Linked DNA regions of Homo sapiens: regions 1 and 2 are each linked to region 3. A link is an interaction called in ENCODE POLR2A ChIA-PET data of the cell type or tissue named here. Cell type or tissue: OCI-LY7. All regions are shown on one strand. Links, peaks and the distances in the headings refer to the core of each region. The heading gives the core; the rest is flanking DNA.

Region 1 (5,000 bases), core at 1-5,000, 51 kb after region 3:
CCCTTTGCTGGGATTTCGTGCTCACTGAGGGGCCCTTGACCACATTTGGGTCCCTGTGTAGGCTTACATAAAAAGAGAGGAAGGCTAACGGAGAGACTGGATTGCCCAAATTCACATCATCTAACAAAACAGTGATCGGCTTATAACCCACAGCTTGATCCCCTGTAAGTTTGTTTTGCCCAGACCTATCGCTAAGAACCTGGCCAACTCCAGGCACCCTGACCAAATTGGTTCGTGAACCTAGCAAGCCAAGAGCTAGAGCACGAATGTGGTGGCTCTTGGAAGTAACGCCTGCTGAAAGCCCTGTCTGGGAGGCCATAATGAACCTCTGGAGACATCATCTCCTGTCTCTATCATTGTGACACAATCTCACCTTGTACCAGTCAGGGTCTGGTTGAGTGAAAACCCACACCAGCCATCTTACAGGGAGAAACGAACATAAAGGATTGTAGAACCGAAAATGCAAAAGGGGAACACCCCAGTTTCATGAATGTAACAACAGCAGAAAGTAGCTCTCACCCCTAGGGCTGGGGGAGCAAAAGAAAGAGGTTGGAAATTATTGAATTTTAGAAGATTAAAGTAGGGAGATGAGGCTTCCTGCAATGCGGGAAGTAGAGGATATATTGGAGGGGAATAAAAATGAATGAAGGCAGAAGGACCAGTGAATGCCTGAATGAAATGCGTGCCTGTGAGAATGGAGAGGAGAGAGGAGATTTGAGGGAGACTGGGAGGTTAGTCTCAGACAACTAAGAAGGAGGCACCTGTAGCTGATGCTGGTGTTTCTGAAGGAATGTGATGAGCTGGGGCTGGTCTGCAAGGCAAACAGGAAACAGCATCCAGATTCCTTCTTCCTCTTCCTGCTGTCCAGGAAACCTCCCGTGTCTCCTATTGTCAGAACACAACAAGGATCCAGGGACCAAAGCACAAAAGTGTTTTGCAGGGTCCTTGCACCAGTGTCACGAACCAGAGGAAGAGGGTGATTTGGAGCTGAGGAAATAGCTTGACAATAGCTTGATAACTGGCATGATATTGAAATATTTAGATATTTGTTGTTCATTGCCTCTTCTTCCACTTGAGAGTTAGCTCTAAGAGGGTAGGGATTTTTGTTTTGTTCATTGCAATATCACCTACATCAAAACAGTCTCTAACAAACAGCAAGAACTCATTGCAGTCAGGTGTCACTAACAACAGGGTTATGCTCCGAGAAATGCGTCGTTAGGTGATTTCATCGTTGTGCGGACATCATAAAATGTGCTTACCCAAACCTAGATGATATAGCCTACTACACACCCAGGCTATATCGTATAGCCTATTGCTCCTAGGTGACAAGCCCGTACAGCATATTACTGTACTGAATACTGTAGGCAACTGTAACATAATGGTAAATATTTGTCTACCTAAGCATATATAAACATAGAAAACGTACAGTGAAAATATGGTATTATAACCTTACGGGACCACTGTCGTATACGCAGTCTATTGTTGACCAAAACGTCATTATGTGGCACCACTATAGGTAAATGTCAAATTAATGAATTAGTATCATCACCCAAAACAAAATATGAAAATCAAAAGCTATAGCAAAATATACTCTCCAAAATATTAATACCTCTTAGCCAATGTACTAGTTAGAGTTAGGTTTGGCTTTCAGTACCAGAAAAGTCAAAATGGTAGTGGCTTAACCATGAAGGCACTTGCTCACCAAAAAGAAACCCAGACGTCATCAGTTCAAGGGCTGATGTGGCCCTCCATCCATAGTGCTAAGGGCCCAGGCTCCTTCTCGGTTGTTCTGCTAGTCTTAGCTCCGCATCACGGTCCACTGTGGCTGCTCCACCCCAGCCATCCCATTAGCATTCCAGCAACAAAAAAGAGAAAAAGCACATCCAGAAGTTAGTCACGTGGTCCACATCCAGCTGGGAGAAAAATAACATTCTGAGTGGCCATGAGCCCACCTAAAACTCATGTCCTAGGTAGACTACAGAAGAGGTGAGAATGAATGTTCTAATTCTCATCATTTTCATGAACCACATTTATAGAGAGAGAGCAAGACAGAGACTCAAAGAACAGCTGCATGTGGAAGGAAAATGTTGACATTTATGATGACTGTGAGATCCTTGCATTGGATAAATTCTCGGAGCAATTGGACTTAGTGTAACATCAGTGTAACACCTTAAAATAATAACACGAGGTGTCTTTGCATACATGGAGAACCACTGCCTAGCAAATCATATTTATTTTCTTCCTTTCGTATATGTAACAAAGAAGAGAATTTCTCGACACTTGCTGTGGTGGAGTATGCATTCATTGTGTCTGCAATTTCTTGTATATGACTATCTTTTCTAATTTCTCCACACTAAACATGTGAACATATACTGCTTGTGTAATAAAAACTTGTTTATAAAACATACACACAGTACAGTAGTTGTTTCCAATTCTCTTAGCTACAGAATGAGTCGATCTTTTTCATATCAAATTACTTTTCAAAGTGACCTAGTGGACTAAGCATGAGTCTGGGAGCTGGAAACCCTCCAAATCTTTATCAAAGTACAAGGGGCTCCTGCTGTGGAACCTTTGCTATTCCTTTATCCCCTCTGAATCTTAGGTTCCTTGTGCAATACATAAGTATACTCAGGGATATTGAGTTGAATTGATTAGCATTCTCTGGGACTACAAAGACATAACATTGTTTTTATTTAAGGTTGTTGAAAATTGAGTCTGAGGCATAATACCTAAATAAAAGCTGTTTCATTAGCCTTTGTGCTGCGAATAAAATGATACATCCTTTGAGTAAATTGTAAATAGCAGAGTTTCAACAAGCCAAAGCCTCACAGCCTAGGACCTATTTTCTCCTATTTGACGTGGTAAAAGAAGTTACGCTAGGTTATCAACAACCTAGTGCTATGAATTATGTGTATGTGATAGATACCATTTTTAAATTGAATACTTTTATTAAAAATTCACTATATTATTCTTTTTTCCTTTTTTATATTAAGGTTCAATTTACAGAAGATTAAAGTAGATTTTTACCCTTTTTATTGTGCAGTTCTTCAAGTTTTGAAAAGTGTATAGAGTTGTGTAACCACCACCAGGATGCAATAGTTAAGTAAAACAGTTACATCACCCTAAAAAATTCCTTTTCACCCCTTTGCAATCCACTCCTCTCCCTACCCCAGCCCCTGGCAACCATTGATTGGTTATCTGTCCTTGTAGTTTTACCTTTGCAAGATTATCATGTATCATTCGTTTCATAAGGTGAAATCATACAGGATAAGGTCTTTGCCTTCTTTCACTTGGTATATATGAGATATAGCCATGTTGTTGCATATATCTGTAATTCGTTTCTTTTATTGCTAAGTAGTATTCAACTACATGAATGTATCACATTTTGTTTATCCATTGCCCAACTGAGTGACATTTGGTTGTTTCCAGTTTTTGGTGATTACAAACGAAGTCAATATAAAGATTCACATACAGATTTTTGTGTGGACATAGGTTTTCATTTCACGTGGGTAAATACCTAGGAAAGAAATTGCTGGGTCCTACAGCAAGCATACATTTAACTTTACAAAAAGCTGCCAAACTGTTTTCCAAAGGGCTGTGCCATTTTGCAGCCACATCAGCAATAGATGAGAGTTCCAATTGCTCCAAATTCTTGCTAATGTTTGATAATGTTGATTTTTGTTTATTTTAGCTATTCCAATTCAGTGTTTAATGGTATTTGTGGTCTTGATTTGCATTTCCCTAATTATTAGCGATGTAAAACATCTTTTTATGTGCTTATTTGCCATCCATGTAGCTTCTTTGATCAAATGTTGGTTGAATTCTTCTGCTCATTTTTTAACTGGGCTCTATGGTTTTCCTATTATTGAGTTTTGAGAGTTCTTTACACTAGTTCTTTATCAGATATATGTTTTGCAAGTACTTCTTACCAGTCTGTGGCTTTTCATTTTCTTTACCACTGCATTATTCCTTTTTTTCTTTAGTTCAAGAGATCTATTGTATAGCACGATGACTATAGTTAATAACAGTATATTGAATACTTCAAAACCGCTAAGAGAGTAGATTTTAAGTATTCTCACCACAAAAATAATGATAAGTATATGAGGTCATGAACATGTTAATTAGCTAGATTTAACATTCTACAATCTATACATCTATCAAAACATCATGTTTTACACCATAAATATATATAATTTTTACTTGTCAATTTAAAAAGTAAAAATTAACACATTTTTAAAACAACATTTAGAATCCAGACCTTGCACATTTTCATCACAGATGCACATGGCACCAGTGATGTATTATCCAGAGCTTGGGGCAAGCCTCTCCGACGTACACATGGTCAACTCGCCCAGCTTTGTCTTTCAGTTTCTTCTCTTTTTTGGATCTAGAGGAAGTGTATCACATAAAAGAGTGGTGAAGATGACATAGAGGAGGTACTGTCTTGAAGGATTCTGGTCTTGAAGAGTGAGAAGTATTACTGATCCACTGCTGTTGCAAAAAACTGGGTAGTCAGAGGGTTACGGGGTGGTATAATAATGAAAGCCCTGAAGTTGGAATGAATCTGCTGCCATGTCGCTCTATCTCTCTGCACCTTATTCTTTTTTTTTTCATTTTGACTTAGTTGAAAATACTGTCAAAAATATTACTGTTAGCTACTTGGGAGGCTTAGGTAAGAGGATTGCTTGAGCCCAGGAGTTAGAGGCTGCAGTGAGCTATGATTGCCCCACTGTACTCCAGCCTGAGTGACAGAGTGAGACCTTATCTCTAAAAAATATATATATTTTTTAAAAAAGAATATTATTGACCTGACTGTGTTTGGAAACTCCTGCTCTGTAAAACACACATAAAAATAATGGACAGGGTTCCTGTTCTAGGGATGTAAATAATTTCATTGGTGTGCTAGTACATAACTTAATCTTACCTAAGGGTAAGAAAAAAGCTCTGCTCCATGAGGTCATCCAGAGACCCAGGTTCTTTCTAGCCTGTGGCTCTATTAC
Region 2 (11,683 bases), core at 618-5,617, 200 kb after region 3:
TCAAAATTTACCGCATTGTTAAAGACAAATGTGATTTATTGGACCATTTAACCTGAAGTAAACATTTAGTTAATATTTGTTCTGTCCCTTGATGTGTAATGCAGGTCATGAGGATGGTGGTGCTTCTCTTGAAGAGAACTTTTATATTTACAGTTTTCAAAAAATTACAAAAACTCAGGTGTTTTTCTCAGCCTGAAAAGAACAAAGTAGTATTTGCTGATCTCCCCATGATGCAGTTGTAGAAAGGTCTGCCTTGAGTGGTCTTTTAAACTTAGTAGAAAGGAAATACTCAATGCCAGTGAATATGAGGACTGGACATGTTGGGCATCTGGAGACCACTTTTGGGAACTTCATTGCCCTAAAACAGAATTACAAGTGTAAGAACCTCCAATCGAAAGATGGACTTCGAAGTATTTTTTTGACACAAATTATCCTTCATCTGTATGTTTAAAGGGGTTTGGGGGTAGAGGAATTGGCAGTTCATGTAAACTAGACTTCTCAGGAAAATTTTTATATTAACAAATTGTCAGCCAAATGTCTCCTGTGACAACTAATACGTTAGACAAAGATGTGTGTTATATTGCAGGCGTTTGAGGGAAAAAAGTTGAAATTTTATTTTTCTTTTAAAATCTTGTTTAACCTGTGTCATCTTTGATCTAATATTAATTAACTTTATATTGGGGAAATTATGCAGAAAATCAGCTCCATGGGTAGTCCAAAACTAATTGTTAGCTTTAAACCTACTTAATCAAAGCAGCTATAAATAGCAAAACTAGCTGACGTGTCACCAGTTTTCTCTATCCCAATGTAATGTTGACAGGCAATTCTAGTGAGCAGGGATAGATTTAAGAGGTAAACAGTATAAGATAAAATATTCAGACTGGGCACAGTGGCTCACACCTGTAATCCCAGCACTTTGGGAGGCCAAGGTGGGTGGATCACTTGAGGCCAGGAGTTTGAGACCAGCCTGGCCAACATGGGGAAACCCCATCTACTAAAAATACAAAAATTAGCCGGGCGTGGCAGCACATGCCTGTAGTCCCAGATCCTCTGGAGGCTGAGCCATGAGAATCACTTGAATTCAGGAGGTATAGGTTGCAGTGAGCCAAGATCGCACCACTGCACTCCAGCCTGGGCAACAGAGCACGACTCTGTCTCAAAAAAATAAAATAAAATAAAATAAAATATTCAGCCCATGAGTAATGGAAGTAGGCCATATTGCCGTAGAAAATAATGTAGTGACACTAGAGACTACTCCAGATTTAATATCTATATGCTGGATATCGGCATAGCTTCCCATATAACATCACAAAGTACTTCTATTCCTGTATGGCAAATGAATATATTTTTGGCTTCAGCTTTTTTGGTGCTACAATTTTATATCCATTTTACTTGAAATGGCTCAGCTGCATTTTAATTTGTATTGCTTCCATCTGAAAATACAATTAGACAACTGAGAGAAAAGGCCTAAGAAAACAATTTTGTAGTGAGTTTTTGTATTTGTTATGACCTCTCAACTTTATTATTTATTTATTTATTTATTTATTTTTTGTGGTGTGTGTGTGTGTGACACAGAGTCTCACTCTATCACCCAGGCTGTAGTCCAGTGGAGCAATCTCGGCTCACTGCAACCTCCGCCTCCCAGGTTCAAGTGATTCTCCTGCCTCAGCCTCCCCAGTAGCTGAGTTTACAGGCACACGCCATCACGCCTGGCTAATTTTTTTTGTATTTTTAGTAGAGACGGTTTCGCCACGTTGGCCAGGCTGGCATTGAACTCCCAACCTCAAGTGATCGGCTCACAGCCTCCCAAAATGCTGTGATTTCAGATGTCTTCATTAGATTTACTCTGTAATCCTGGGACAGTTCCTTGTTTATATTGCCTCTCCTTGTCGAACGAAGGTGATTAGATTAATGCTAAACTCACCTCACAGGGGTGTTGTAAGGATTAATGTGAAACTATTATCTGAGCCAACCCCTTCTCTCTGACTAGGAACTGCATTGTCCTAAAAGTGGGCCTTGTTTTTACATAAATGGGTTGTGAAGTATTGTTCTCTCAACAGTATTAACAGGTAAGTTAGCTATTTATCTGAATTGGTCTAGGGACATCTCAATGGATCAGAATTTGATGTTTCATTCACTGAGATTGAATTTTTCCTCTTAATGTCAAAGGTTGGTAGCTTTGCAAAGATTATAAAACTTTGGAAGGCTGACCTGAAGATCAGGTATGTTTATATTTGTATTATATGTTCAGCTGTCTAAAGAGTGTACATTTTATGATGGAGTATAACAAATTATTTCTCCAGGAAAAACACTTGAAGAACTTACTCTAGTGTTTGCATGTCTGCATATTTGTTTTAAGCCTAAAATGGACCCAAAGCACACTTCTCTCTAGTGCCTCCCTCTTTACAGATTCCCTTCTTTACTCCGTTCTTCCTCTTCTGAGGGCAGCCTTCCCCTGACGTGATGTAGAACCAATACAGCTTACTGATCTTATTCTAGAAGTGTTTATTGATCCTCATAGCCGTGAACAAAGACTGCGGTATCTTCACCATGGAAATCCTTTCCAGTGGTTTTTGGTTTTGTTCTTTAGAGACAAGGTCTTGCTGTGTTACCTGGGCTGGCCTCTTCCTGAGTTCAAGTTATCCTCCCACCTTGGCCTTCCAAGTAGCTGGGACTACAGATGCATGCCACTGCACCTGGCTCCAGATATATATATGTATATATATATATTTTTTTTTTAATTTTCACCTTTGAACTCATCCATGGATTGTTGATAGGTTTCGTCCCTTTCACACTGTGACCTAATTGATTCCAAGTTCTTACTCTTTCCTTGCACACTGCAGCTAGATTACAGTATATTACAGAAATAACACTATGCCCACACAATCCTGTTCAGAAATCTTTATTATTTCCCCATTGTTCATTGAGCTTACTTGTAAGACTTGTTTGTTCCTTACCTGTCTCTTCAGGATCATTACTTTCCAACAGAGTCCTCTTACAACTAAATTGGTCTAATCACTTCCCTTAATAGGCTTTGCACATCCCCACCAGTGTACTTTCGTCCATGCCATTTGCTTTGTCTCTGTACTTAAATTTAACTTTCCAGTGATCCGATCAAGGGTCACCATCATGAGACCTTTCCAAACCGCACCTTTTCTCATAGCACTTGCTATATTTTCTGCCTACTTGGCATTCATTGCTACTTTGACCTCTCCACTTAGATACAGACATATATTGTTTTATTGTGTGTCACTTTATTGCACCTCACAGATGTGTTTTTTACAGATTAAAGGTTTGTGGTAACCCTGCATTGAGCAAATGTATTGGTACCATTTTTTTCAACAGCATGTACCTCTGTGTCTTTTGTATTACGTTTTGATGAGTCTCACAATATTTCAAACTCTCATTACTGTTACATTCATTATGATTTGTGATCTGTGATCTTTGATGTTGTAATTGTTTTGGGGCACCATGAAGCATATCCATCTAAGGCTTAAGTGACGTTTGAACCATGTCTGTGTGAGACTTAACCGATACTTGATAATATGTGGTTTTTTTGGTGTGTGTGTGTGAGATTTTGTTTGTTTTTGAGATGGAGTCTCACTCTGTTGCCAGGCTGGAGTGCAGTGGTGCAATCTCGGAGCACTGCAGCCTCCACCTCCTGGGTTCAAGTGACTCTCCTGCCTTGGCCTCCCAAGTAGCTGGGATTACAAGCGTGCACCACCACGCCCGGCTAAGTTTTTGGATTTTTAGTAGAGACAGGGTTTCACCGTGTTAGCCAGGATGGTCTCCATCTCCTGACCTCGTGATCCGCCCGCCTCGGCCTCCCAAAGTGCTGGGATTACAGGTGCGAGCCACCACGCCCGGCCAGTGTGTGTGTTCTGACTGTTCACCAACCAGTCATTCCCCTGTCTTTCTCCCTTTTCTTGGGCCTCCTATTCCCTGAGACACAACAATATTGAAATTAGGCCAATTGATAACCCTACAGTGGCTTCTAACCTTAAGTGAAAGAAAAAGTCACACATCGCTCATATTAAATCAAAAACCAGAAATGGTTAAGCTTAGTGAGGAAGGCATGTTGAAAGCCAAGATAGCCTGACAACTAGGCCTCTTACACCGAACAGCCATGTTGTGAATACAAAGGAAAAGTTCTCAAAGGAAATTAATAGTGCTACTTCAGTGAACACAAGTGATAAGAAAGTGAAGCAGCCTATTGCTGATATGAAGAGTTTTAATCACCTGGATAGAAAGTCAAACCAGCCACAACATTCCCGTAGGCCAAGGCTTAATCCAGAGGAAGGCTCTAACACTCTTCAATTCTATGAGACAAGTGAGGAAGCTGCAGAAGAAAAGTTTGACAATAACAGAAGTTGGTTCATGAGATTTACAGAAAGAAGCCATCTTCATAACATAAAAGTGGCAGGTGAAGCAGTAAGTGCCAATATAGAAGCTGCATCAAGTTATCCAGAAGATCAAACTAAGATAATGTGGCTACATGAAACAGATTTTCCATGTAGATGAAACAGCCTTCGAGTGGAAGAAGGTGTCGAGATGCCCTCCAGGACTTTCATAGATAGAGAAGAGAGATCAGTGCCTGGCTTCAAAGGACAGGCTGACTCTTGTTAGGGGCTAATGCAGCTGGTGACTTGAAGTTGAAGCCAATGCACATTGACCATTCCAAAAATCCTAGGGCTCTTAAGAGTTATGCTAAATATACGCTGTCTGTGCTCTAGAAATGGAACAACAGAGCCTGGATGGCAGCACATCTGTTTATAGCTTGGTTTACTGAATATTTTAAGCTGACTGTTGAGACTTACTGCTCAGAAAAAAAAAAAAAAAAAAAAAAGATTTCTTTCAAAATATTACTGTTCATTGACAATGCACTTGGTCACCCAAGAGCTCTGAGGGAGTTGTATAAGGAGATTTCTGTTTTCATGCCTGCTAATATATCCATTTTGCAGCCTGTGGATGAAGGAATAATTTAGACTTTGAAGTCTTTATCACTTAAGAAATACATTTCATAAGGCTATAGCTGCCATTGATAGTGATTCCTCTAATGGATCTGGGTAGAGTAAACTGAAAACCTGGGAAGAATTCACCATTTTAGATGACATTAAGAACATTCATGATTCATGGGAGGAGGTCAAAATATCAACACTAATAGGAGTTTGAAAGCAGTTGATTTCAACCCTCGTGGATGACTTTGAGGGGTTCAAGACTTCAGTGGAGGAAGTCACCGCAGGTGTGGAAATAGCAAGAGAACTAGAATTAACAGTGGAGCATGAAGATGGGACTGAATTGCACTCTCATGATCAAAGTTGAACAAATAAAGAGTTGCTGTTTATGGACGAGAAAAAGTGGTATCTTGAGATGGAATCTCCTCCTGACGAAGATGCTGTGAACGCTATTGAAATGACAACAAAGGATTTAGGATATTACATAAACTTAGTTGATAAGCAGCCACAGGGTTTGAGAGGATTGACTCCACGTTACTGTGGGTAAAATGCTACCAAACAGCATCACATTCTACAGAGAAATCTTTCATGAAAGAAAGAGTCAGTCGATGCAGCCAGCTTCATTGTTGTCTTATTTTAAGAAATTGCCCCAGTCACCCCATCCTTCAGCAGCCACCACCCTGATCGGTCAGCAGCCATCACCCTGATCAATCAGCGGCCATCAAGACCCTCCACCAGCAAGAAGATTATGACTTGCTGAAGGCTCAGATGATTGTTAACATTTCTTAGCAATAAAGTATTTTTAATTAAGGAATGTACATTTTGTTTTTAGACATAATGCTATTGCACACTTAATAGGCTGCAGAATAGTGTAAACAATTTTATGTGCACTGGGAAACCAAAAAATTCATGTGACTGACTGTATTGTGATACCCACCTTATTATGGTGGTCTGGAACCAAACCTGCAATATCTCCAAGGTATGACTGTCAGGACAGGTGTGTCTTTGTGTCCCCATAGCAAATAACTTCATACATGGCAAAAGGTCAGTAGTTGATGATGATTCTTTTTTTATTTAAGATAGGGTATCACTGTTTTGCCCATCCTGGACTTCTAGGCTCAAGCTATTCTCCCACCTCAGCCTCCCAAGTAGCTGGGACTACAAACGTGCCCCACCGCACCCAGACTTGATGATAACGACTCTTAACATGAAGGCCAAGTTAATTTCTAACATTTATTCAAGTTAACCAGTGGGTACAGCCATTTTGAATGTAGTATGTATTTTCCCCTAGAACTAGTATTAGAAGCAGTAGGTTCCCAGGCCAGCCCACTAATTAGCTGGAACGCTTTGCATTTGGAAAACTGAAATAAGGCACAATCATACTATTGGGATAGATAAATGTAACAATGAAACCCAAAAATAATGTTTCTGGTATCTTCTGTGTGGTGCCAGAGGGGGATGAAGAAGTAGAGATCTTTGTGGATATTCTGGAAAATTCAGAAATTGGCATTTCAACCTGAGGCCTCTGTTACATCTAACTTTACTTCAAATTTTAAAGTTTGCTTTTTCATGGACCAAAGTGTTTGAGTGGCTTCTTCTTAGACATAATGAATGTCCTTTTTTGTTTTTCTTCAAAATTGAAGCAGAGGGACATGGGAGAATATTTTTCTGGAGAACACTGGTCAAGAGAAGAGGAAAGAAAGAAGAAAATTAAATGCAAAGTATGTAAAAATCCTGTCTTATTCTTTCCCAAGAAAGGTGAAGAGACAGGCTTCTGACTAAACGATGAGCAGCAGAGAGCAGGGACTCTCACTGGTTAAACTCCACTGGGTCTGATAGCCAACACATTGCCTGAGAGTGAGTGACATGAAACAAGCCCACATTTTATTAATCTGAATTGAAGTCTTAACTACTACCTTTTGGTTTTTAACACAAGTCTTTCACGTGCCCTTTTGCTGAACTGCCAAATTCTTTTTGTAATAAAACAGCATACACATCTTAGAACACCAATTTGCTAACCCAGACAACCAAGCTCTGCTAAGGTAATGAATGAGAAGCAATATATGCAGTTTCCATTCCAGTGAATGATAATAGGTGATTTTTGTTATGAAGTATCTCAAAGCATGATTATATTCAATATCGAATGACAAAAACACACAGCAAAGATTTTTAAACTTCCACCTGTATTGCTCTCTTTATTAACCATAATCTCTTTCTTTTCTACTGTTTATTATGTTTTGTTTTGTTTTTGTTTTGAGACAGAGTCTAGCTCAGCCACCCAGACTGGAGTGCAGTGGCGCGATCTCGGCCCACTGCAACCACTGTCTTCTGGGTTCAAGCGATTCTCCTGTCTCAGCCTCTTGAGTAGCTAGGATTACAGGCACCTGCCATCATGCCCAGCTAATTTTTGTATTTTAGTAGAGACGGGGTTTCACCATGTTGGCCAGACTGATCTTGAACACGTGACCTTAAGTGATCCGCCCACCTCGGCCTCCCAAAGTGCTGGGATTACAGGCATGAGCCACTGCGCCTGGCCTCTGTTTATTATTAATATGCTAACAGTTAACAGGTAACTACTGGCTTCACATTACAAGAAACAAGGGGCTCCCAAATTTGGAAACGAGTAAAGAATAAGTAGTACTCACTGAAAACCTTAGGCCAACTGTCATTTTGTCCTTTTGATTCCAGTTTGTGCTAAGGTAGCAATAGTAATTTCTCAGTTCTCAATCTGCACAATCATCTTTATATTTCAAAAATTTCACATTTTGAATTTGCTACTTCCTCCTTTTGCTAGTCTTCCTAATCTTAGCCACATTCTCTCATTTTCTTCACTGCTTTATACCCTGCTTCCAGCTTAGGTCTGGCACATAGTAGGTGGGCAACAAATTTTGTTACGTTATGAATTTGATGACAGGGTCTAGCTTAATTTTTCTATGATTTTCCCCAAATGCTTTTCAGTATCACATTCCTGCCATAGGTCAGGCAGTGTGTTTGATGACACGAGAGACAGTCACCACCTTAGAGCTTATAAAGGAGAAATAAGCATGCAAGTACAGTCAATCATTATCTGTGGATTCGTTTGTGAATTTCCCTATTCACTAAAAATGGTCATGGCACTTTCATAGTCCTTTGCAGATATGGGTAGAACAGTGACAAACTTGAGTCACCCAATGGTCATATTCCCATCTCAGGTCAAGCTACACAATGGTCTGCCTCTTGTGTCAGCTCCTGTACTGTGAACCAAGTGTCCTTTCTGCAGTCTATTTAGGGATATGTTTTTTGCATTTGTATTGGTGATTTTGCCATTTAAAATGCCCTCAACATTGTGCGGAAATGCTGTCGAGTGTTCTAAGCCCAAGAATGCCAGGATGGGCCTTAGCGAGAAAATACATGTGTCAGAGAGCTTTGTTCATGCGCGAGCTGTAGCCCTGTTGGTTATGAGTTCAGTGTTCATGAATAAAGTGTCTTGAAACAGAAACACGTAAAACTAGGCCATGTATTGATGGGCTGGTGAAAATATCGTGGGCAGAAGCTCGTGGGAACCTAACCCTGCGTTTCCTCTAGGAGCAAGTCGCTGTTCACTCTTTGCTAAATCAGTGTTTGTGGAGACTTTATAGAACGTAACTACCACTTATTAATAATGAGATTAACTGTGGACAGGTGCTGTACAAAAAGCTACAAAGTTCAGTGAAGAGAGACAATTTCTTGTGGTTGAGTCAGGGACAATTAATGAAAAGGAGGCTTTTGAGATGAGACTGAAATGGTGGGTGAGACTCTGACAGAGGGGGAAACATTCCAGACACAGGAAACAGTGTGAGCCATGGTGGAGTTTAGAAACTCTAGGGGTGATATAGGGATCTGCAGGTAACCTTGTTTGGCTAAAAGCTGGAGAAGATAAGATGGAAAACATACATTCTGTGGAGGACAAGTAAGAGTGTACTTAAAGAAATGGGCAAAAATTAGCCATGAAAAGTTTGGGGATAATCTCCCCAAGAGGAATGAAGAAATAAGTCCATATAAAGACTTAAATGTTGAGAGAAGCTTTATTCATAGTGGCCAAAACCTGGAAACCACCCAAATGTTCATCAATAGTGGATGGAGAAACAGGTGCTTGTGTGTCTACAGACTGGAATGCTACTCAGCAGTAAAAAGGAACAAATACCAGCCTGGGCCATATAGTGGGACCTCATCTCTACAAAAAAAAAAAAAGAAAGAAAAAAAAATTAGCCAGGCATAGTGTACCTGTACACCTGTAGTCCCAGCTATTCAGGAGGTTTAGGCACGAGGATTGCTTAAGAACAGGGAGGTCAAGGCTGCAGTGAGCTGAGATTGCACCTTTGCACTCCAGCCTGGGTGACAGAGTGAGACCCTGTCTCAAAAAAATTAATAAAAATAATGTTTTTAAAAATATTTAGGAGAAGAAACATTTACTGTGTTTACATCCATGAGAAAGACAAACGAGAGGAAAAGCAGAACACAAAACAAGCTACCCACGAGGTACTCCCTTAGTAATGATCAGATGTGAAACAGAACCTCGTCATATCTAAAGCCAAAGCTACGAGATGCCCTCCTGTGTGATAGTTTCCATTACCCATACTGTTGCTAACTTCGGTTTTATTTAAAACTCACTTTATACTAGTAATATATATGCCAATTCCTCTATAATATATCACCACATAGCTGCATGGTTTTCTTCTCCAACCATAACACTACTGAATTAATGCTGAGAAAGATAACTGCTTGTGGTCACCCTGTGTTAGGAGCATTGTGTTGTCATCATTTTCTTTCAGGGGGCTCAGTGTGACCCACTGACAGTGTCCAAGTGAATGTTGCCGTATGTACACCAAGATCCGTGCCATCCTGGTACTTTGGTCTTCCGGTCCTTGCTGAGGATCACTGTTTTGAGGTAGGAAAGAGCTGCCTTGTCCTAATGGTGCCCACACTCCCATGCAACCACCATTTGATGGTCGATAAAGGGACACCAGCGTCAGGGATGGAAGTCCTGCAGGCATGGCCTCTGGCCTCCTCACAGCTTGGATTAAAGAGATGTTCTCCAGGGAGCTGCCCACCTCTAGTTCTATTTTCAAGTATCTTTTCCATTAAAATATTCACTCATCCCTCGGAATCCACAGAGGTTTTATTCCAGGACCTCCATGGATACCAAACCCTCGGATGCTCAAGTTCCTGATATAAAATGGTGGTGTATTTGCATATAACCTATGCCCATCCTCCCCTGCACTTTAAATCAGCTCTAGACTACCTAGAATACCCAATACAATGGAAATGCTCTGTAAATAGTTGTTATGCTGTATTGGCCTTTATTTGTTTTGTTTTGTTTTGTTTTGTGAGATGGGGTCTTGCTCTGTCACCCGGGCTGCAGTGCAGTAGCATGATCATGGCTCCCTGCAGCTTCGATTTCCCCAGCTCAAGTGATCCTCCCACCTCAGCCTCCCAAGTAGCTGGGACCACAGGTGCATGCTACCACGCCGGCTAATTTTTTTCATTTTTTGCAGTGGTGCAGTCTCCCTGTGCTGCCCTGGCTGGTCTCGAACTCCTGGCCTCAAGCAATCCTCCCACCTCAGCCTCCCGCAAAGTGCTGGAATTACAGGCATGAGTCACCACACCTGGCTTTTTTTCTGTTATTGTATTTTTTTCCTAATATGTTTGTCTTCCTAATATGTTTGATCCACATATGCAGAATCCGCAGATCCAGAGGGCTGACTGACTGTATGTCCAGTGATTCTCTTTTATATAAAACTAACTCTGGTCACATTCACTATGTAGCATCTTATGCTGCCTAACAAATCCCAGACAACTATCAGACACCTCTGCTTTCCACAGTTAAGCCTTGATTTAGAAATCTTATTTTTATTTGCTTCACTCAGAGTGCTGTCCCATGTGCCAAGCATGGCCTGGGTTCTGGGGATACCGCAGTGAACAAGACACAAAGACCCCTGTGTTCACCTACCGTCCTGGCTCCCCTGGGCCTGGACTAGCTGTGAGGCCCTCTGTGCACTGAAGACCCTGCTCCATGTGCTACCATGTGCTTTGAGAGTGGTCTTGCTTTATTTTCGTTGTAGATTCCCTCTTTAGTAGCATGTGCTCAAATCCAGAAGAATAAATAAAATTCTGAAATGAGAGGGAGGCAGGTGTGTTGGCTTATGCCTATAACCGCAACACTGAGAGGCCAAGGAGGGAGGATCGCTTGAGGCCAGGAGTTTGAGACCAGCGTGGGCAGCACCCCATCTGTACCAAAAAAAAAAAAAAATTTAATCAGCCAGGTGTGGTGACGCACCTGTCATCCCAGCTGCTCAGGAGGCTGAACGTGGGACGATCCCTTGAGCCTGGGAGTTTGAGGCTGCAGTGAGCCATGATCATGCCACTGCACTCCAGCCTGAGTGATAGACTGAGACCCTGTCTCAATAACAAACAAAAAATAAATGCAAGGGAACGTTACTTAAAAACTATACACCTAAAACCGTAATGCTTTCCTGGCTTCTGCTTTTTGTGATATGATAAAGACACTCATTAGTCAAGGGATGTTGCTAAATGCTAAAAAAAAAAAAATCAGCTTTTCAGGCCCTCGGTACTGATTTTGTCTGTGATGTTGCCGCTGTTGTTGAGGTGGGGTGGAAAGGGAAATGGGAAGTAACAGCTTTGGGCCACGACTCCCCGAAGGCCAGTGGCTTCTGCTCCAGATACTGCACTAGCAGCGTCTCGCAATTTTG
Region 3 (11,182 bases), core at 6,183-11,182:
CATGGCAGAAGGCAAAGGGGGAGCAAGCATCTCACATGGTGACAGTGGGAGTAAAAGAAAGAGTCAGGGGTTGGGGAGGTGCCACACACTTTTAAACAACCAGAACTCATAAGAACTCACTCACTATTGTGAGGACAGCACCAAGTCATGAGGCATCAGCCCCCATGGCTCAAACACCAGGCCCCACCTCCAACACTGGGGACTACATTTCAACATGAGATTTGGGCAGGACAAATATCCAAACCATATCCTACTGTTCGTTCTTGGGAGATGTGTGAGTGCATTTGATCTATTATTTTTAATCCTCACTCCTACTCCTGCTGTCCAAGACCAGTAAGAAGGAGGAGGCTCATCTACCCCTCCACATTGGCAGAGGGCATGGAAGAGACAGAGCTGAAAGGGCTCAAGACTGCTCTGAACATTTATAGTAAGCCCAGGCATAGCTGCACAGGGTAGATAAGTAGTGCTGGAGTGATTAGAAACTTTCATCTACAACAGCACAGCATAGTTTTTAAAAAAATACATAGGCTTAAGAAAAAGATAAACCTGGGTTTCAGTCTCAGCATTGCCATCTACTACTTGTACTTAAATTCTCTGAACTTCAATCTCCATTTCTGCCAAACAGAGATAACATTTAGTCAACACAGTTTTCATGAAAAATGAGAAAATACATGCAAGGAATTTTATAGAATGTCTTGCACGTAGGAGGACCTCAATAAAACACATCCATTGCTGATGAGGAAATAGGTCAAATAAGGCTCTGCATATCTGGATATAAACAAAAGGTGATTGAGAGGGCTTCTTAGATATTTGTAGGTTTTTCAAAGCACTGACTTGCTTACTACTCCTGCTTTTCTTCCAGGCAGTCAAAGCATATTTCCTGACAATTGTACTGAGTGTTTTAAATAGACTGACAAACAACAGAGACAATCCCATGCAAAGCCAGCCTTCTCAGACCAGCTTGTTGCTAGCTGTGGTTGCAGGGAGCAGATTTAGATGAGTCATATGTTGTAGAAATGGGCAGAAAAGGACTGGAGTCCTCGAGACATAACCCCAGATTCAGAGTGTGACACTAAGTCTGGGGCTCTATTTGTAGTGGGTAGATAGCAGGAAGGTGTTATCCAGACTGTGGCCCAGTGAGGGGACCCAGAGTCCCTAGTCATCTGTTTCCTAATCTCCAAATTGCACTGTCCCTCCTGGAGTCATGCAGACAAAATGGGAAGGGCCTAGGCCAAAGAGAGTCAAAGAGTGAAGAAAAATGGTTAAGAATCTCCTAGGAAGCTTAGTAAACTTCTAACATCAACATTAACAAAATGTTTAAGAGAATGATAATTACAGGTGTCACAGGGCTCACTGTTTGCCTCATAAATAGGGCTAGATTCAACGTGTCTGGCATGTATCTGGAAAACTGGTGAGGTGGACCTGACAAAAGTCTCTTGGATAAAATGTATTCTAAAAGTGAAGAAAATGAGAGACAGATGACTTGACTTAGTCATTGTAGGAGGAAGTAAGTCTGAGTACAGCACTGTGTTCTCACTAAGTTTATCTACCGGTTGTGCCCAGCAAAAACGGAAGTAACGCCGAACTACAGGTGGTCCCTGATGGCCTCAGACAGACTCAGCAATAGGCATGTACAGGGTGAGCAGGAAGGAATACCTGGCAGAAACCTAGTACCCCATGGAGGGGCCTGCCACAAAAGAAGAGAACAAATGAGCATGACATTTGAGAGCTGTAGATGATCAGACTTGTTCAGTATTGCATGGGAGGCATCCTATAGAGATGCCCCATAACAGGACCTGTACCACTGGGCAGCAAAAAGAGATAGGGAACCGTGGGAGGCTATTGTGATCACAACCACTGTTTACTCATAGGCGAATGTGGCCTTGGGAAATGCCAGCACATGAGTAAATGACCATAAATGGTCATTCTTTTGACTGCTAGCTGATGGTTGAAAGCCTCAAAGAAATATACTATAGTCCACAATAACAACTAAATGCAAAGACCTCTGGAAATTTCTACAGATGTATAGACTCTGCTGTTAAGTCAAAGCAGACCTTTGTCTAGACAGCTCTGAGATAGATAACTCTTCTATTTCCTTCTGGCGTCTGCTATCTCTGGGGACTTATAAAGGACCTTGTCTTCCCTGATAAGGTGATATCATTTGATTTATGTATTAATTGGGTTGGGATAGGCTTTGTCAGTAACAGTTTTCTAAAAAAAAGAAATCTCAATGGCTTAATGCAATAAAGACTTACTTCTTGATCACATAGTGCCTGATACAAATTGGGCGGCCCTCCTCCATCTTAAATATATTCCAACTACAGCACATGGTCTCCATGATCATCATAGAAGGGAAAAGAGAGCTAGAGGATCCACAGGAAGATTTTCAGTGCCAGGCCTACCTAGAAATGTTCATCTCACTCCTGTCCATTTTCCCATTGGCCAGAATTGTCCAAGACCCACCTGGCCCATGAAGGCTTGGAAAGGGAGAGGGACACCTGACCACTGGGTGAGCATGAAGAATCTCTGCCACATATTTTCCTTAAACAATTCATCTCTCTCATTAGTTGCCTTGTTTAAATTGCTGTTGTTAAATACATTTAGTTAAGTATTGGCGAATGAATTAGTCAAGAAAGGAGAAATATATTCATCAAGGTTAAAAAAAAATTAAAAGCCGGTACCAGACACATCTTCTTCTGAGTCATCTCAGTGTGATTTATCTAGTAATGAGTTAAATGTTTGCTGTATATTTACCACGGAGTGAGACAGAGCAGCCTTTATGTTCTCAGCAACAGCTTCGAACGCTGCCAGCATTAGAACCTATTTGTTTTATTGAGAAGAGGGATTGTTGGCTGGAACACAAGGGCTCCCCATTACTCTTTCTGGAAAAAGCAATGGGAACTTTAACTTTTCTCTGGACAGCTACCAACATCTATCAGAAGAAACAAGAGTGTAACGTCTCTTTCTGAAGGGCCGCACTTAGAATGCCTAACAGCCTCCCAGCCTCTACTGGTGTCAGCAGTGGATAGAAGTCCAAATGCAAGCTATTCTGTGTTTACTGGAAGTGCTAAAGTGAATCAACCCTATAAACGGAAAACAACAAACTGACCTGACCTGGAATACTAAATGAAACCGAAGTCCAAAGGTACCAAGCTCAAAATCAAGAGCAGAGGCATTCAAGTGTACCCTCTTCCCCCCAGGATTAATTCTGAGTTCAGACAGAGACATATTCTATGACCTCAAGTAGAAGACTTCATGTCTCTGCACTTTGGCTAACTCAAGGTCAAACTCAAGTCTCTATCAAAGTTTTCTACTTCTCAAAGTTGAGTTTTCTAAAACTCTTTTTTTCAACTGACTGCTGACTTTAAATCTTCCACATGGCTTCCTTCAGCTTCAGTAGACTATCTGCTTCCTCCTAATTCACAGAGAAAACTGAGAAACGAGTGAGAAAACTCCCAACTCTGTCCACACTGCCCACAAGTTTTTCAGCCAAGTATTTTCCACTTCCTGTCCTGTTCATTCCTCCACCCACCACTGCCTGGCTTCCACCTTCGCTGCACCACTGAAGCTGCTCTGGTTAACACTGCTGCTGCCTTAACCTGAAGAACACTTGTAAATCCCTGTCTCATTTGACCTTCCCTTGGCATTCAGTACGGCTGTTGACCATTTCTTCACTTTCCATTCTGCTGGTTCCTGGTTCTCCAGGTTTCTGGTTCCCCTAACACCTACCAAGTCTCTTTAATGCCTTCTTAAATGTTGCTGTTGCCCCAGGTATCCCATTTAGCTCTCGGCTAATTCATTGAACAAGGCTTTCTTGAATGAGGAAGAACTTAGTGGAAAGGCTAAAGCCAATCAGCTCCTCAGAGTGAAAACGGGCACAAGGGTTGGCACCAGAAAAACAGAATAGAATAAGATCCACCCCTGTCCTCATGGACCTATGCTCTGGATCTCATTTGATTGCCCCAGCATCTACCCAGGCGCCCACGCTGAAAACTGTCACACTCACAGCCAAAAGATCCCCGAATACAGTCACATCTGTCTTTTGAAAATCTTTTGCATCTGCTCACTCTGCTTCCTCTGTGTGGTCATCAGCTGAGTTCCAGCTTTTGTCATCCATCACCTGGACCAATGGCAATAAATCTTCCTTGTTCACTCTGACTCCAGCCTCACGTCCCTCCAATCTTTCCTGCATATTGCATTCACAATGATTTTTAAAACACTCAATGTGGTCACATCATTCTTCATTCAAATCTTTTCAGTAGTTCCCCCATCATCTCCTTACGAGGCTTCTCATGAGCTGGCTCTCACCAGCTTCTCCTGTATCTCTTCTACTACTCTCCTGCGCACATCATAGCCTCCAAAATTAATAACCACCTTAGAGTTTCCCTGAGTGTTGACATGTTATCACACTTACACAGCAATAGCCTTAAGAAATCCTTTACAATCATGTGACTGAGATTCTTCATGTTATCTATGTAGTTTACTTTTTATACCACAAGTCTTGCACATAAAAGCACATTGACTTACTCATCTAACAGGCATCTCAAACTTAACTTATCTGACACAGAAAAACCTGCTCTTTCCTGCTCTTCTCCATCTTCACTGCTCAGGCCCGAAAACTCGGAGGCAAACACAATTCCTCTCCCTTTCCAATATGTCCAAATCAGCTGTCAACTCCATACCCAATATATAGCCCAAAGCAATCCACTTCACTCCATCACCATGGCTGTCTCCACAGTCCATGTCACAGTCTCCAGATGACTATAAAACTTCCCAGCAAGTCTCCCTGCATCCAGTCTTGCCCCCTTAGAATCCATTCTCCACACTGCAACCCACGTGATCATCTAGGAACATAAATCCTATCATGTCACTCCTTGTTTAAGACCCTCCGATGGTTTCCTTGAAACTTAGAGGAAATTTCAAACACTTTCAGAGCCCTGTGTGAATCAGCCACACCCTCCCCACTCCTCCTGTGTACCCCTGTCTTTCCCGCACCCTCTGTGCTCCAGTCACACTGAACTTCCTTCTGTCTCAAACACACCAGCCTTATTCCCACCTCAGACCCTCGCAGTGGCTGTTCCCTCTCCATGAGATGCCCTTCTTGCAGAGGCCGGCTCCCTCCTGATGTTAGATGCCAGCTTAAATATCACCTCTTCAGAAAAGCCTTTCAGGATTACCATGCCTAATGCACCTTCATCACATCACCCTGTCCTATTGGTATTATGGCTCTTACCACTGCCTGACTTTAAATCAGCTCTCTCCCCTCATGAAAGTATAAGGCCCCAAGGGCAGGAACTTGTTTATTACTATATCTAGTGGTGGTATCCAAATTATTTAACAACAGGTCTGGCATAGACTCCAACCCATCAGAAGGGATGCCCATCTGTAAACCCTCAGCTGGCCTGACTGCAAAGTAGTCACTGGACATCAGCCTTCTTGTGTCCTGCATCTGAACAGTGTGACTCTCAATACATGTCAGTTGAATGGGTGAATGAATAAATTAACAACTGTTTCTTGGTTAGGTTCACTGTTCCATCAGGAACACAGGCCTTCACTGTTTTTCTTAAAAAATATATTTATTTATATATTTATTTTTGAGACTGGGTCTGGCTCTGTCACCCAGGTGGAGTGCAGTTACATGATCACAGCTCACTGCAGCCTCAACTTCCCAGGCTCCAGCGTTCCTTCCTCATTAGCCTCACAGGTAGCTGGGACCACAGGCACATGCCACCACATCTGGCTAATTTTTGTATTTTTGGCCGAGATGGGGTTTCACCATGTTGCCCAGGCTGGTCTCGAACTCCTGAGCTCAAGCAATCCACCCGCCTTAGCCTCCCAAAGTGCTGGGATTACAGGTGTGAGCCACCGTCCCCAGCCACAGGTCTCCATTACTAAAGAAGGGTGTACTGAGCCCCTACATGTCCAGGCCTGATCTGCACCCACTGAGAGGCCCCTCGGTTTTCCTGCACAGGTTACTTCTCTTCAGGGACTGTTGTTGTTTTTAAATTTTATTTGAACCAGTAGCTCTGGAATTTGGGTAGGATGATTTCCGCCCAAGTCCTTGACATCCACCAGTGTTTACTTCCTTTTTGTGCATTCTGTGGGCACCCACGGCTGAACAATAGTGAGAGGGGCTCTGAAACTGATTTCAGAAGATGGGGTTCAAGGTCAAGCAATATCACATGCCAGCTGTGAGTCGTCAGGTCTTGGACAGATTATTTAAGTTCTCTGAGTCTACTTTTCCATCTTTAAAATAGGCACATAATAATGGCCTACCTCCCGGGATGGCTGAAGGACTGTATGAGATGGTACACAGCAAAGTATCAAACCAGCCACACCTAGCATTTGAGAGCCATATGTGTTAATTTCATTTTGCTCACCACTTCTCTTCAGAGTTGTTATGAAAATCAAATGAAATAATACACATGCAGCTGCTCTGCAAACCATATGTAATGTTCAGATTATTGATAATAAATTATCCCTGATTTGAGAAATCAGGTGGCTTTCCAGAAATTATGAAGAGCTGGAAAGGAACTTTAGGCCTTGTGGTGGCAAAGTCAGTGCTCCAGCCAAGGAGGCCCATGCTCTGCTTAGCTAAACGGCCCTCCCTGGAGATAGCATCATTGGAGGGCAATCTTAGTATGTCATACAAGGTTGCTAGGTGCTAAAAATATAGACTTGCCAGTTTCCTACAGAGAAGGAGGGTTTTCTGCTGGGTTCAAGCATTACTCTAGCAGCAAGATCTGGGGGCACCTTCTCTTTTATCTCTCCTCCGAATCAAATGTCTTGCCCTTTATTTGAAAATAAAGCTCTCCCAGCACTTTGGGAGGCTGAGGTAGGTGAATCACTTAAGCTCAGGAGTTTGAGACCAGCCTGGGTAACAAGGCAGAGCCCCATCTCTGCAAAAAAAAAAAAAAAAAAAAAAAAAAAAGAAAGGAAAAACACTCAGCCAGGTGTGGTGGCACTTGCCTGTAGTCCCTGCTACAAGGGAGGATGGCTTGAGCTTGGGAGGTTGAGGCTGCAGTGAGCTGAGTTCGTGCCACTGCATTCCAGCCTGTCTTAAAAAACAAAAGAAAAGAAAGCTCCCTGGGGCTCTCACCTCTCTCATTCATCCAGGCTTTCCCCAGTTCCTGGAATTCTGTCTCCTTCTGCCTTCTCCGGCCACTAGACCACCTCATATGGAAATTCAGACCGTGACCTGAGCAGCCCTATGGAGCTACACATGTCACTTCCTGCTCTCTTCATAGTCACATGCTAGTACACAGCAGCCCCGACCTAGTCACAGCTACCTGCAGTGGGGCCCTCACCCTAAAAGCCCCACCAATACCGACACACAGCCAGTTACCTTGATTTGGAGACATTAAGGTTCTCAGAAGATCACTTAAGCCCTTAAATCAACAAAGTAGTTCTTGATGCGGCCCACAGCGAGGTTTCTTACCAACGCTCTGTCTAACAGCTTCAACCAACTATTTTTGCTAACTAGGTACTAAACTTTTAAAGTCATTATTTAAGTCTTTTGTGCCTCCTAAATTCACTGCCTTGGAGCAAATCCCTGGTCATGAACCTCTGGTTGCCCCCTTGCCCAGACTTTCTCAGAGAGAAAGGTAGGAATGGGTCCCAGAGTTGATGTCTCCACTTAAAACCCATCTGCCACTTACAAACTATTGACCTTCGGCAAATCATTTCATTTCTCCATGCCTCCGTTTCCTCATAGATAAAACTGGTGATGATCATGATGATGTTACCTACATCACAGAGTTTTTGTAGGAAATTAAGAAAATGTCTGTGAGGTGCTCAGCTCAGCACAGTGCCTCGCACATTCACAGTAAGTAAAGAATATGTCTTAATTTTAGTATTAGTATTACTGTTTAGCTCAGGAGTAAGCAAATTAAGGCCCAAGTGTCAAATCCTACCACACACATTCATTTACATATTGTCAATGCATGTTTTCACTACAATAGCAGAGTTGAGTGATTGAAACAGAGACAGCATGGCCACAAAGCCTAAAATATTAACTAGCTGGCCCTTTACAGAAAAAGTTTGGCAACTCTGGGTTTAGCCTGTTGTATCTCTCCTTCCTGGCCAGATGGTGAGACCAGCATAAAAACCACTGGTGACAGAGGCTGTTAGTTGCCTCCCAATACCCAGTTTTCTCTTCCTGTATAGTAATAGAATCCTCTCCCCTTTTTAGCCTGCACATGATGCCTGGAATAAAGACTGCATTTCCCAGACTCCCTTGCTACTAGATACAGCCATGTGACTGAGTCCTGGCCAATGGGATGTAATTTTAACTACTTTATGCATTTTTTCTTGGGGGAAAATAAAATTCTTATAGGACTTCCTTTTCCTCCTTTCTGGAGTCTGAAATGTTAAGTATGGAGGCAAAAGCTGAAGCTGGAGCAACAGTCTCAGAATATGACAACAACCATGAGAATGGAGGCCATTCATAGCAGAACTACGAGACAAGAGGAGCCTAGGTCCCTGAGCTGCAGAACTGCATACTAACCTGGTATGCATCTTATTTGAGCAATTTTGGGCTTTCTGCACTCAGTGATGATTTGTTAGTCTTAAAAAATATACTAGACAAATCTTTAAAGAAGAGTAGAAAGCTTATTGTTAGTTAGCCCTCAATGGCTCTTGTTTGACACTACCTAAAAATTCTTTGCAGTAAATTTTGTACTCGGATAGGTTGGTTCTTGGCCACACAGAACAATGTATTCTTGCAGAAGGCCAAAAGAACACTGCACATGTTTTATGTTTATTCAGGGAAAAGGATTAATACTCATTCAAGGAAAAAAAGATTTATTAAAAGGCTTAATCAGGGACAAAAAAGAGACTCATTTGGAATTAAGATTTAAAAGAAGATGAAAGAACAAGCAAAAGAAGAGTGGCATTAAGCCTGAAAAGAGAATCCAAGTCTTGGACTGACACTGGTTCAAGTTGGGTCTCTGGCTCATGCTTCCAAAAGGAGCTGTCCTCTTAGAAGCAAGCCCTCCAGTGGGACAGGGTCAGGGTAGGGGTTGAAAGACACTCTTATATTCTTACAGATGAGAAGACTAATGCTCAGTGAGGTGAACTCCTTCAGGGCCACAGGCTGTAAAGATCTAAACACCATCTGATCCAGTTTCAATATGACTGCCTGGATGAAGAAGGATTTGAGACTAAGTTTATTCCTCCAAAGCAAACCAACTGAGAATGCAGGTAAGGCAGGAAACAGTCATTGTTTCTGGAGAAAGGATCTTCTGTGATCTTGTGTCTGAAGTCTGTTTGAACTTCTGTAGAAATGCCTGGGAAATGCACACTGTGAGTAAAGAAAGGAGACCTAGTACTTTTTAAAATGCCATTGAAATCTGTGACTGTAAAGGAAAGAGACTGCTTGCATCCTGCCAGCAAAAAACAGATTTAGAAAAGAAAGAGCTGTGTCCAGGAAACTTGTGAACTTTCTGTTTGGATGGCATATATTTTCTTTATAAACCCTCTTTCATTGTCACTTACTCAGTTACTAATTACAATAGTCTCTGGGGATGATTGGGCTGGGAGCGTTCAGTGACAACCAGATAGTTAAAGGACATACAGAACACTTCCCAAAATTCAAACCACTGCAGAGCCCAGAAGCTTCACAGTTAGAAAATCTCTGTTCTCAATGAGGCAAGGCCACCATTTCCCATAGTTGTGCCAAATCCGCTTCCAGGGTTAACTTTTGCTTACCAAGTGTTTCATATTTTAACATTTGTGTGTGTGTGTGTGTGTGTGTGTGTGTGTGTGTGTACTGGGACAAGTATATAAGTAAACAGTGTCACACTTTATAACTAACAACTGTATGTGTTATTACCCCATTTTACAGATAAGGAAACTAAGGTCAAACTTAAGAGACTAGTTTGCCCAGATTGCCCGCTAGTAAAGTGGCCTTATTGAGATACCAACTGAGTTATTGTTCATTCAAACCTGCTCTTTAAATTATTTCTCTTTTTTAAAAATGAAGAGCTGGAGAAAATTTCTTATGACCAACTAAAGTCAGAGAAGTCTGTGCTGTTTTGTTTTCAAAGTTACCCAGTACTTTATGTTGCCTTTATTTTTAATCAGTGGCTCTGATTCACCCGCTGCACCTTATGCATTGATGTGGTATCCTAGAAACAGTTTACTCTTGTTTCAAAGAAATTATTCTCCATATCCTGACTGGCCAGATTCTTTCATTACTTTTGATAGTTCCCAGTGTGTTTCTGATAGACCTGAAAGTCCCAAGAGACCCTTACCGTACTCTGTAGACAAGCAATTCTCAATTTTTTTCAATGTCAGGACCTCTTTACGCTCTTAAAAATTATCGAAAACCCCAAAGAACTTTTGTTTATGTGGGTCAGATCCATTGACATATACCATTCTGGAATTTAAAACTGGGAAATTTTTAAACAATTGATTAATTTATTTTTTAAAAATAATAACCTTATCACGTTTGCATAAATAACATTTTCATGAAGCTTAAGCCATGTTTAAAAAAATGAGTAAGATGTGTATGTTTTTATAAATCTCTAATGGTTGACTTAATAGAAGACAGCGTATGGGTTCTCATACCTTCTTTTGTATTCAATCTGTTACGCTGTCTTGGTTGAAATATGTAAAGAAAATTCAGCTCTATACAGATATGTAGTTGGAAAAAGGAGGAATATTTTTATAAACCTTTCAGATACTTGTGGATATCCTTCTTTAATGCCATTCAAAAACTCAAAACTCAACAAGTGGTAGTTTTTTTAAAAAGATTAATTGCAAATGGAATCAAATTCATTATCAATGAACTTTTCCTGCTCTGTTACTTTAAACTCCATTGGACTATATTTCACTATGAATACACACACGATTACGGGACACCATGCGTTGGTCATTTGGAAGCTCACTGAGCTATTCAGATCTTCCAAATGTTGGCATATTGTATTATATAATATCCCCAAAGATTACATCTATTAATATCACTACAAATAGCATCAGAAAAGTTCTGAAGTTTTGGGAAGCTGTCAGGCCCACAGTGGAAAATTCAAGTTGGGTTTTTGATTGTTCATTTGCTTTTTGTGACAGAGTCTTGCTCTGTCGCCTAGGCTGGAGTGCAGTGGCGCAATCTTGGTTCACTATAACTCTGATCCCCGGGCTCCAGCAATCCTCCCACCTCGGCCTCCCGCGTAGCTGTGACTAT

The links. ChIA-PET counts read pairs that join two places held together with the same protein. Peaks named below come from ENCODE experiments on the same cell type or tissue, not always from the same donor. Only the 100,000 strongest peaks of a DNase experiment are listed, where the experiment ranks them.
Region 1: POLR2A ChIA-PET joins it to region 3 with 7 read pairs; 3 of 35 experiments call an interaction of 5 or more read pairs at or near these places.
Region 2: POLR2A ChIA-PET joins it to region 3 with 8 read pairs; 3 of 35 experiments call an interaction of 5 or more read pairs at or near these places.

What each region holds. Positions count from the first base shown.
Region 1 is chr6:149,266,440-149,271,439 of GRCh38, forward strand. It overlaps a transcript of TAB2 not described here. Among named protein-coding and RNA genes, the nearest start is that of TAB2-AS1, 11 kb to the left of the region's middle. RefSeq lists a silencer at 180-380 and an enhancer at 4,910-5,000. In OCI-LY7, for the core only: no CTCF peak of the experiment used is centred there; a DNase peak (open chromatin) is centred at 432.
Region 2 is chr6:149,411,828-149,423,510 of GRCh38, forward strand. No RefSeq gene overlaps it. Among named protein-coding and RNA genes, the nearest start is that of SUMO4, 17 kb to the left of the region's middle. In OCI-LY7, for the core only: no CTCF peak of the experiment used is centred there; no DNase peak of the experiment used is centred there.
Region 3 is chr6:149,209,576-149,220,757 of GRCh38, forward strand. It overlaps a transcript of TAB2 not described here. Among named protein-coding and RNA genes, the nearest start is that of TAB2-AS1, 42 kb to the right of the region's middle. RefSeq lists enhancers at 3,517-3,636, 8,202-8,291. In OCI-LY7, for the core only: no CTCF peak of the experiment used is centred there; a DNase peak (open chromatin) is centred at 8,246.